Regions from separate parts of the Homo sapiens genome. Here region 2 is linked to region 1. A link is a contact called in ENCODE Hi-C or POLR2A ChIA-PET data. All regions are on one chromosome and are shown on one strand. The core of a region is the stretch at or near the end of the contact, and the rest is flanking DNA. Distances in the headings are between cores, read along the strand shown.

Region 1 (5,396 bases), core at 1,483-3,982:
CTAATTTAGCATGTTTTAAAACAAGAAATTTTTTCAGTAGTTTTACCACTGTAGACATAGATTAATCTTGCCCAAGAAAAAAATTTTCCCTTTGCTATGTCTTTTTTTTTTTTTTTTTTTTTTTTTTTTGAGACAGAGTCTTGCTCTGTTGCTCAGGCTGGAGTGCAATGGTGTAATCTCAGCTCACTGCAACCTCTGCCTCCTGGGTTCAAGCAATTATCTGCCTCAGCCTCCCTAGTAGCTGGGGTTACAGGTGCCCACCACCACACCTGGCTAATTTTTGTATTTTGAGTAGAGATGGGGTTTCACCATCTTGGCCAGGCTGGTCTTGAACTCCTGGCCTCATGATCCACCGACTTCAGCCTCCCAAAGTGCTAGGATTACAGGTGTGAGCCACCGCGCCTGCCTGCAATGTCTTTTAAGTTTCTTAATCTCTAAGTTCTCCCCTTCCACTCCTTTTGCTCCTGAAGAAGAGCCTGAGCCCTTTTACCTGCAGAGTTTCCCACAGTCTGGACTGTGGTGATACACATTCATGACTCATTTCAACATGTTCCTCTGTCCTCTGTATTTCCTAAAAATGGGTGGTTGATTCCAGAAATAGAAGCATTTATGTCCTCGCTTTTATTAACTTATAACATTTTGAAATTGGAATTAAACATTAATAATAATGACATAAAGGAGTTTAATTCAGTCTATATGAACCCAACTCTTCCTCATTTGCTTAGGGCACTACCCCTTTCCAAGGGGGAATAAGGCATAATGGCCACATTCTCTATCAACACCAAGGATTCTTTTTACTAGAAAGCCAACTCTAGGCTCATATGCACTCAGGATATGGATATTACCCTAGGTATGATCTTGGCAAGTTTCCCTTCATCTTTATGTTTGCATTAGTCTCCTTTCTTCCCAGACCTACAGCTCCCCCAGCTACAGAGGCGTTACATAAGGTAGACCTGCCACAGGGTGGCTGCCATTGTTAACTACTCCAGGAGGCAGCCCTTCAGCAGAAATAATAGAAATATGCTGCCTTAGAAGTGTGAACCCATCTATCTTGGGGAAATGAACTCCAGAAGGTGAATTTAAAAACAGCATCTTAGCAGGAAAGGCGGAAAGGGAGAGACATACCCTAGCATCGTCATCGAGGAAACAATTCTGCCACCAGCCATTACAGCTGCATCATCTGCAAAAATGAGTGTTCTATAGGCAGAGCAGATGTTCCAAAGCTGTGTCATTTGTAAAAATAAATGAGAAACGTGAATTGAAGATGCGACCTCACTCAATATCATCTTTGAGAGTAATAGCAATTAGGCACATTGAATATAATTAGAGCTGAGAATGCAAGGATCTTTCTTCAGTCTAAATATAACTACAGAAAACATATTTTCAAAAAGTAAAATAACTCTCACTGTTGCCTGCCACCACACAGTTGCAAAGTGAGCCAGTCTAATTCTGGGGAGCTTAGACAAATGTGGCTGATTCCATACCTTTGCTAAAAAAAAAGTTGCCAATTCTTCAGCCATAGGAGAAATTAAAGGTTGGATTGGTCAGAAAGAAAACAGGTGTTTTTTGTTTGTTTGTTTGTTTTAAGACTGAATAATTAGGAAGAAAAAGGCAGAGGAGGGAATTTATTTTTTCCCTCATAACTTCAGAGAATTAGGAATAATGGCTTCACATATCCATCCCTGTAAGGAAGATAGGAGTAAGAAAAGTTGGTAGACTTCTGGGCCTCAACTTCTTGCTCAGATATAGCTGTGGTAATTTGGTTGCTCAGATTTCTCGCTCAGATATAGCTGATCACATCTCAAGAATCACCTCCAGGCCGGGCGCGGTGGCTCACGCCTGTAATCCCAGCACTTTGGGAGGCCGAGGCGGGCGGATCACGAGGTCAGGAGATCGAGACCATCCTGGCTAACACGGTGAAACCCCGTCTCTACTAAAAATACAAAAAATTAGCCGGGCGTAGTGGCGGGCGCCTGTAGTCCCAGCTACTCGGGAGGCTGAGGCAGGAGAATGGCGTGAACCCGAGAGGCGGAGCTTGCAGTGAGCCGAGATTGCGCCACTGCACTCCAGCCTGGGCGACAGAGCGAGACTCCGTCTCAAAAAAAAAAAAAAAAAAAAAAAAAAAAAAGAATCACCTCCAGCTGATTGGTAGTGGCTGCCTAGACTGTTATGAAGAATTCTAAGCACAGTCCTGGATTGGCAGGGAAGGGTTCTGGGATCAATTAGCAATGTCTGCCTTGGGTGCTGTAGTACAGAATGGCAGCATGAATTTGGACAGATGTTTAGCATCTCTGGGGAAGGTGATCTCTGAGGTTTCTTCTAGCATCTGGTCCAACTGCATTCAATTTCAGATGAAGCTAGGACCAATAATGCTTGAGTGACTTGCCAAAGGTCTAGCACCAGAACTAGAGGATTCCCTCTAATAGTGTTCTTGCTACCAACAGATGCATCACGTTACTTTTCTGGAGCACTGACTCAGAGATAGAGGAGGTAAAATGAAGCAAGGAGAAGCAAAGGGAGGAGGTTAAAGACTGATTGAGAAACCAAATGAAAAAGAGGAAAAGATCAGCAGGATTGACAGAGATGGGCCAGAAAACAGACTTGTATCCCACGCTGCAGTTGCTATGCAAAGTAACCATTTCCACACCTGATGAATCAAAGATACTCATGATTCCCTTGCTGACGATTTCCTGCTCACCACCCACGTGGGGAAACCTACTTGTGTCATCTCCCCCATGGCTGAGCATCTGCTCTCACAGCCCCAGCTGCGCAGACTGCTGGTCATATGACTGTGGCTTCCTGGCCACAGATGCTTGGACCAGAAATGGATAACTCGTCCAACTTGAACTAGTTGGATTTTTCCCCAGGAATTTGAAACTGGGGCCTGAAGACACTAGGTGCTTGACTAGGGAAGTGACATAAAACAGGAAGCCATGTCTGGCCCACATACATGCCAAAACAGAGAACACTGGTATGGAGAGAGAGAGAACAGAACAGGTCCAGGAGCTGTAGGGGGAAGAGACCATGTAATCTTAAGAAGAGAAAGAGATATTAGCTGCCCTGCTTCCACATTTTGGTGGGTGGGGGAGGCACTTAGCTGTACTCCAAACCACTGGGTTCCACAGCTCAGGTGGCTTTTATTCACTGCAAATAAATACGACCCCCTGGTGAAGTCAACTGAATCCTACTTGGTTTCCAATTTCTATGGACATAGCAACATTGCTGTGGGGGAGGGGGAGATGAGAATGGTGGCCTCTTATGAGTTTAATATTCTCAGAACACTCAAATTCATATATGCAAAACTTTTCACTAAAATATCAATTTTATGCACCAAGTAAGCATTAAGGCAATAAGTCAAATTAAACAAGATATCAGCTACTTAGAATCTACTCTGATGACTTAGCTTCATAAGCAAACGTGAGACAAGTTTATATTATTACCATGCATTTCATGTACAACAACCCTAGAGTCTGGGCTGCAAAATCCTGAAAACATGGCATCCATTTGCTTTTCACAAGTTACTAAAAAATCCCAGATGGTAAAGCCTTTAAAACTGACTACAGGAAAAATCAGTGTCTGTCTCCTGAGCATGACTTTGAGGCTGCAAAATTGGCTGGTTGGTATATGAAGAGTTCATAAAACTGTGATTAAATAAAGACACCAGGAAGTGCTTAGGCAAAGCCTGTGCAAAGACTGCTCTGTAGCCTCTTTGTATGAGAGCAAAATGATATGAAGCCGGGAGAAATAAACTATTTTAAGACAAAGAACTTTTGTAGGAACTGATTTTCAATGAAGTCCTCCTAATCTGGCACAGAAAATGAAAATGTTGATGGAAAACCCTGTGGAGATGTCACCAAGCATGAGTCAGTGTAGACGTCAAAAAAGAATGTGGTTTGCAAAGGGTTGATCAGTCCGTGGTTCCCCCAACAAATTCTGGGAAACGAATTCTCCAAATTAAATTTTTTCATTGTTTCAGTGTTTTTCAATGACTTTGCATAAAATACTACTTAGTTTTGTTGAGTTTATTCTTCGTGTAGTTTACTCCAAAACCATGTTCAATGCTTAATCTTCAATGAGATAAGCCTCTGGTGCTTTTCCAGGTTGTCAATCTTTAGGTAGACCAGATTCCTCCAAAGAGATATCTGGAACAGGAAGGAAGGATTGTATAGCTCATGCTGCAACAAGACTCAACCTTTCTCTCTGAGGTAACCTTGTAACCGGTGCAGAGGGAGCTGTAGCATCATCTTCCTTTGTCATTCACTTCCTTAGACAGCTGCTTCTCCATATACCTTAAATTGGGGTAGGAGCATAATAATCTAGGAAGAGTCAGTGGAGCATTCATTTTAATTTTCAGACAGTAGAGGGTCTTATAGAGGGTAGATGACAAATAAATGGTTATCACTTTGTCCACTGGTGTCCAGGAACATCTATCTAGCACACAGCCCCTCCTCCAACAAATGCCCCATCCTGCAAACATGAAGTTCATTTGCTACCACCCCCTGTGGCCAACTGGCCCAAGAGTGAACGTCTGCCCCAGGAGAAGCCAATCACTTCTGGCCTCACAGCCGTCAGATTGTCTCTGGGCCACAGAGAGCTGCGGCTAGTTGTGTAGGGGACACTGGGCTGCAAGCTGCCACTTGCAGCATGGATCCACAGAAAGTCTTCAGATACACATAAAGGGGAGGATCAGAAAGAAGTGAAAATGAGGAAATTTGGAGGGAGATGGAATAAAAGGAGGGGAGAGAAGAAGAAACAGAAAGAAAAGAAACAGAGGTGGCTGACCCTGGACTGAATGGTTGTTCTCCCACCAAGCCCAGTGGCACGTTCTCTTCTGGGATTCCAGGATCTACATGCCACGATGTACTCTGATTCAGCTAATATGAGTGTCACTAGCAACCAGAGACTCCCTGCAGACAACATCAACCATCTCAACCTGATGTATGATTAAAAAACCATCGCCACCTCTACCTCCGTGAGGAAAAACACCCATTCCTCCATGAGAAGACTCCACTCTCTACCACCAAATCTTCTATTTAGCTGGAAAAATATTTGTTTTATTTTCATTTTGCCCCATTTTTGTGGTTATTTGTGAACAGTTTAGTACAGTCCCACACACCTCACAGGCCAAAAGGAAAGCTTCCCAGCTGACACTCCTGACCACTGTGTGGAGAGTGCCTGGGAGAAGGCACCACTGATGTTCTCTGTCCCTGTATCTTGAGGTTGATTACACCACATCATCAAGGGAGAGGACCCAAGCTAAGGTATCACCGCCAAAGGTTACAGGCTCTCAGATTTCTCAACCCTGTGCAATTTTTCTCTCCACTTTCTTTTCTGTCTTTGGTCTCAGTGGGTAAGAACATGAGCCTTAGAATCTGACAGACTCAGATTAAAACCCA
Region 2 (5,396 bases), core at 1,141-3,640, 42 kb before region 1:
AGGTGACTGCCTGGGAGGCATTGGACGTGCTCACAATCTGAATCAACACAGGAGAAAAGGGGAGGGAGACAGGCCAAATAAGACCAGGGTGTGTTTCATGGAGGCCATGGGAGGGGGAGGCTAAGCAGGAGTTGAGGGAAGGAATGAAAGGGGGTCAGGGAAACAGCAAGGAACAGACAAGAGTAACCGTCATCATTTCTGATTGCTTGCTGTGTGCCAGGCAGGGTGCTAAGGGCACGTCATCTCATTTACTCCTTACCACAACCCTGGGAGATGTATCCAGTGATGACGCCCTTTCACAGATGAGGAAACCGAGGCCCAGAATGATCAAGGGACCAACCCGAGGTCACACAGCTAATAAAGGATAGACTCAGGATTTGAACCCAGGTGATTTGACTCCAGGTTCTTAATCACTGGTATGTGTATCTTTTCCTGGGCTAAATAGTCTCAGGTTACTTTTGTGATTCTGAAAATATAAAATAGAGCATTGGAATGTTACATTGAAGGAGGGCTCAACTGCTCAGATAGAGAAAGCCTGAGTCAAACTTTCAGGGAATTTGAAAGTTGAAAGGACCAGGAGCCAACAGAGCTGAAAACCAGTCTGGTCACGGGCAGAGCGACAGAACCTAATTAGAAAAGGAATTCAGAGGCCGGGCACGGTGGCTCACACCTGTAATCCCAGCACTTTGGGAGGCCAACGTAGGCAGATCACCTGAGGTTGGGAGTTCAAGACCAGCCTGGCCAACATAGCGAAACCCCATCTCTACTAAAAAAAAATACAAAAATTAGCCGGGCATGGTGGCATGTGCCTGTAATCCCAGCTACTCAGAAGGCTGAGACAGGAGAATCGCTTGAACCCAGTAGGCAGAGGCTGCAGTCAGCCGAGATTGCACCACTGCACTCCAGCCTGGGAGACAGAGCAAGATTCTTCAAAAAAAAAAAAAAAGAAAAGAAAAAGGAATTCAGAAATATAGAGTATGTTCTTTACAGAGCAATTACATTTCCTTGTGGTCTATTAATTCAACATTGAATGTGTAAAACATCCTATGAGATGGCACGGTTTTCTTTTCACATTTTGTCGAAGCTAGTTTTTCAGTTGCTGGAAAATGAAGCTTTCTGGGTCAATGTATGAACAAAAATATCCTACAGATGAGATTTGAAAAGCATCGTTAGTAGGAAGTCATTCAACTTGGTGAGGCCTTTTTTTGTGAATTTCTGTGCTGCGTGCCTTCCCTTCTCCCTCCAGACCCTCCTGCCACCCACCCTCTCTGCCCTGTCCGGTGCCCCTGGAGGCAGATCCTTGTGGACAACCCCAGTGGGCTCCACTGCCTTCGGGAGGATATGGGAGAGAGGGAGGAGGGTGAGGTCAAAGTATTGATGCTGAGGACTCCCTCCTCACGGGGTCAAAGCTCACTCCCATCAGGCAGCTGAACCTCGAACCCCGCACTCACCCCATCGGGTCCCAGCTGTTAGAGCCTTGGGTACCGTACTGCTCCTGCGGTTTGCCCAGAGCCTGCCCACTCTTCTTTCTACAAAGCCACCTTCATTTGAATGCAGCCTCCTTTTCCTGTCAGGACACTGACTAACACCCTGTCTTTCCCAGACCTTTGGGTGTTCACATATTAACATCTCTGCCACCTTCCTATTAAAAAAATTTTTTTACAGACTTTAAAAAATGATACATAATATTTATCTATATGTAGGCAGTACATGTGATATTTTCTTACACGCATAGAATGTGTAATGATCAAGTCAGGGTTTTTAGGAAATCCATCACCCAGGAAACTATTGGGAAGAGCTCTTCATTTTATTTCCCACTTTTTCCCATAAGTGGAAGATTGATCAATCGATCTCTCTCTCTCTCCCCCGCCTTTTCTCTACCCCGCCCCTTCCTATTTAGAGACAGGGTCTCACTCTGTCCCGCAGACTGAAGTGCAGTGACCTTATTGTAGCTCACTGAACCCTTGAACTCCTAGGCTTAAGCGATCCTCCCACCTCAGCCTCCTGGATAGCTGGGACTACAGGCACACGCCACCAGTCCCAGCTAATTTATTTCATTTTTGTAGAAACAGTATCTCACTTTGTTGCCCAGGCTAGTCTCAAATTCCTGGGCTCAAATGATCCACCCACCCCAGCCTCCCAAAGTACTGGGATTACAATTGTGAGCCACCATAACTGGTCCCTTTTTAATTGTTTAATCCAGAGCCTATATTCCCATGACTAACAATAAACTGAATCAGTATGTCCATTCAACTCTGACTCTCTTCTATGGAAGTATTTTTGGAATGTGGTTTAGCCTCTTCCCCAAGGCATGAATACCTGTGGCTAAGCATATTCTTTCCCAAGGTACCAAAAAGAAAGGCATTTCTTTCTGAACAATTTAAAAAACTTCACCATACGGCCACCTAAAAAAATAATAACTAAAAAAAAAAAAACTTTTCAATCTTTATCTCTATTGTGAACATTCTATTTTTACCTCTCAACAAAACCACATCCTGGCTGGGTGTGGTGGCTCATGCCAGTAATCCCAGCACTTTGGGAAGCCAAGGCAGATGGATCACTTGAGCCCAGGAGTTCAAGGCCAGCCTGGGCAACATGGCAAAATCCTGTCTCTACAAAAAATAGAAAAAAATTGCCAAGCATGATGTTGCATGCCTTTAGTCCCAGCTGCTTGGGAGGCTGAGGCAGGAGGATCACCTGAGCCCAGGAGTCCGAGGCTGCAGTGAGCCATGATTGTGCCACTGCACCCCAGCCTGGGAGACAAAGCCAGACCCTGCCTCTAAAACAAAATGAAACAAAAACCCAAATCCCACTGGAGCCCGAGGAAGCCTACAAAGTTTGCAATGTGGGTGCCTCTGTATATACTATACTTGACCAGTTAAGTTATAATTATTTTTTTATTGTGGTAAAACACACATATAAAATTTAACCATTTTAAGTGTATCGTTCAGTGGCATTAAGTGCATTCACACTGTTGTACAACCATCACCACCATCCATCTTTAGAACCTCTTTATCATCCCAAACAGAAACTCTGTACCCACTAAACAACTCCCAATTTCTCCCTCCTCACAACCCCTGGCAGCCACCATTCTACTTTCTAGATACCTCTTATAAGTGGAATCACTTATTAATTTGACAACTCTAGATATCTTTTATAAGAGAAATCATATAGTATTTGTCCTTCTGTGGCTGGCTTATTTCACTTAGCAAAACGTCCTCAAGGTTCATCCCTGTTGTAGCATGCATCAGAATTTCCTTTTTAAAATTTTTCTGCATTCCAATCATCCATTATTTCCTTCATTTTTAAAGGCTGAATAATATTCCATTGTATGTATATATGCCATTTGATTATCCACTCATTCATTAATGGACACATGGGTTGCTTCCACCTTTTGGCTGTTGTGAATAATGCTACTATGAACATGGGTGTATAAATACCTGTTTGAGTCCCTACTTTTAATTCTTTTTGGTATATAATGAGAAATGAAAGTGCTGAACCATATGGTAATTCTATGTTTAGTTATTTAAGAAACCACCATGCTGCCTTCCACGGGGGATGCACTATTTGACATTCCCACTAGCAATGCATTAGGGTTCCAATTTCTCCACGTTATCACCAACACTTAGTATTTTCCATTTTTTGAGAATAGCCATCCTAATAGATGTGAATAGGTATCTCATGGTTTTGATTTGCATTTCTTTAATGATTAGTGACGCAGAGCATCTTGTCATGTGCTTAAGTCATCTGTATATCTTTTTTGGAGAAATGTCTATTCAAGTCCTTTGCTCATTTCTTAATTGGATTTTTTTGTTTGTTTTTATTATTGAGTTGTAGGTATATTCTCTATATATTCTGAATATTAACTACTTACCAGATATATGATTTGCAAATATTTTTCATTTATTCTATGAATTGCTTTTTCACTCTGCTGGTAGTGTTTTTTGATGCACAGAAGTTTTTAATTTTGATGAAGTCTAATTTGCCTACTTTTTCTTTTGTTTGCCTGTGTCATGTCCAACAAATCATTGCCAAATACTGTGTGTCATGAAGTTTTTCCCCTATGTTTTCCCATAAAAGTCCTACGGTTTTAGATATTACATTTAGATCTTTGATCCCTTTGGAGTTACTTTTGGTAGATGGTGTTAAGTAAGGATCCAACTTCATTCTTTTGGGATCACATGTGAATATTCAGTTTTCCTAATGTGTTAAAAAGACTGTCCTTTCCCCATTGAATAGCCTTGGCACCTCTGTCAAAAAACATTTGACCATATACAAGAGGGTTTATTTCTGGGCTCTCTCTTCTATTCCATTTGTCTAGATGTCTGCCTTTATGCCAGCACTACATTGTTTTGATTACCATAGCTTTGTAGTAAGTTTTGAAATCAGGAAGTATGGGACCTCCAACTTCGTTCTTCCTTTTCAAGATTGCTTTGGCTACTCAAAGCCCCTTGAGATTCCATGGGAATTTTAGGGCTAATTTTTCTATTTCTGTGAAAAACAGTCACTGGGATTTTGATAGGAATTACATTAAATCTTCAGATTCCTTTGGGTAGTAACAATCAATATAAAGTCTCCCAATCCATAAGCACAGGAAGTCTTTCCATTTATTTGTCTTCTTTAATATACTAATTTTTTGTAAGAAAAATTAGTAAGAAAAATTGTAAGAAAAATTAGGTAAGAAAAGTGAGGTCATTCTTGATGTATACTTAAGACTAGCTCCAAAAATAAGAGGCCTACGGGTTCAAAGTCATGGCACTGATCCCTGAAATTCATGCCCTGTCCCCCAATAGAAGCAGTCCCTACAGGGAACACTTTCCTGTCACTCTTTAACTCTTAGATTCCTGTAGCCTCTAACCTCATCTCTTACTTACCCCTCACTCATGCCATGATTCATTTAGCTAAGAAGACCTATAGGCTGATGGAACAGAAAGCTGTTGTTTGCCTACCCAGCATCCATCCTCCCTTCTTGATAGCATCACAATTTTCCTCAGGGAACCATTTCTCCTCTTTGCTCATGTGTTCTGGATGGGGCTGCCCCACCCAAGTTTCAGGAGTAGTCAGGCCTAGTTCATTGGGACATTTAACCTCCTTGGCCCAGAAAGGGCACAGTAGGTTCAATGAGAGCTAATCCCAGGCATTTTACTGGAATGACACCAGGAAAGGCACTTTGGTTCCACAAGACTGTGAGCAACAAGGATGAGACAAACCTGGGGTTGTGAGCGGCCACCCCATGGGAGCCACGGACAATGCCCGTGCAGAGCAAAGCCAACGAAGACAGGAAGAGAGAGCTTGATGAAATCAAATAATCACCTGGATACAACTGTGTCGGAATAAATGTGAACCTTTCAGTTACATGAGCCAATCACTTCCTCTTTTTGCTTAAGCTTCATCAG

Evidence for each region. Hi-C counts contacts between places; a loop is a spot of excess contacts on that map. ChIA-PET counts read pairs that join two places held with the same protein, here RNA polymerase II (POLR2A).
Region 2: a loop to region 1 is called in a map of endothelial cell of hepatic sinusoid, with 4 times the contacts of the local background. The contact joins two enhancer-like sites. A Hi-C loop is called at or near these places in 1 of 168 maps with a recorded cell type or tissue (endothelial cell of hepatic sinusoid). POLR2A ChIA-PET finds 5 or more read pairs at or near these places in 2 of 52 experiments (OCI-LY7 and Panc1).

What each region holds. Positions count from the first base shown.
Region 1 is chr11:33,512,872-33,518,267 of GRCh38, reverse strand. All of the region lies in intron 1 of KIAA1549L (KIAA1549 like), which reads right to left. Among named protein-coding and RNA genes, the nearest start is that of KIAA1549L, 140 kb to the right of the region's middle. RefSeq lists an enhancer at 2,765-2,924. Within about 2 kb of position 2,732, at least 2 of the 41 ENCODE cell types and tissues checked have a DNase peak (open chromatin) inside an H3K27ac peak, as active enhancers do.
Region 2 is chr11:33,554,390-33,559,785 of GRCh38, reverse strand. It overlaps KIAA1549L (KIAA1549 like), which reads right to left. Exons shown (of 21, transcript NM_012194.3): 7 at 1-37. Among named protein-coding and RNA genes, the nearest start is that of C11orf91, 140 kb to the left of the region's middle. Within about 2 kb of position 2,390, at least 3 of the 41 ENCODE cell types and tissues checked have a DNase peak (open chromatin) inside an H3K27ac peak, as active enhancers do.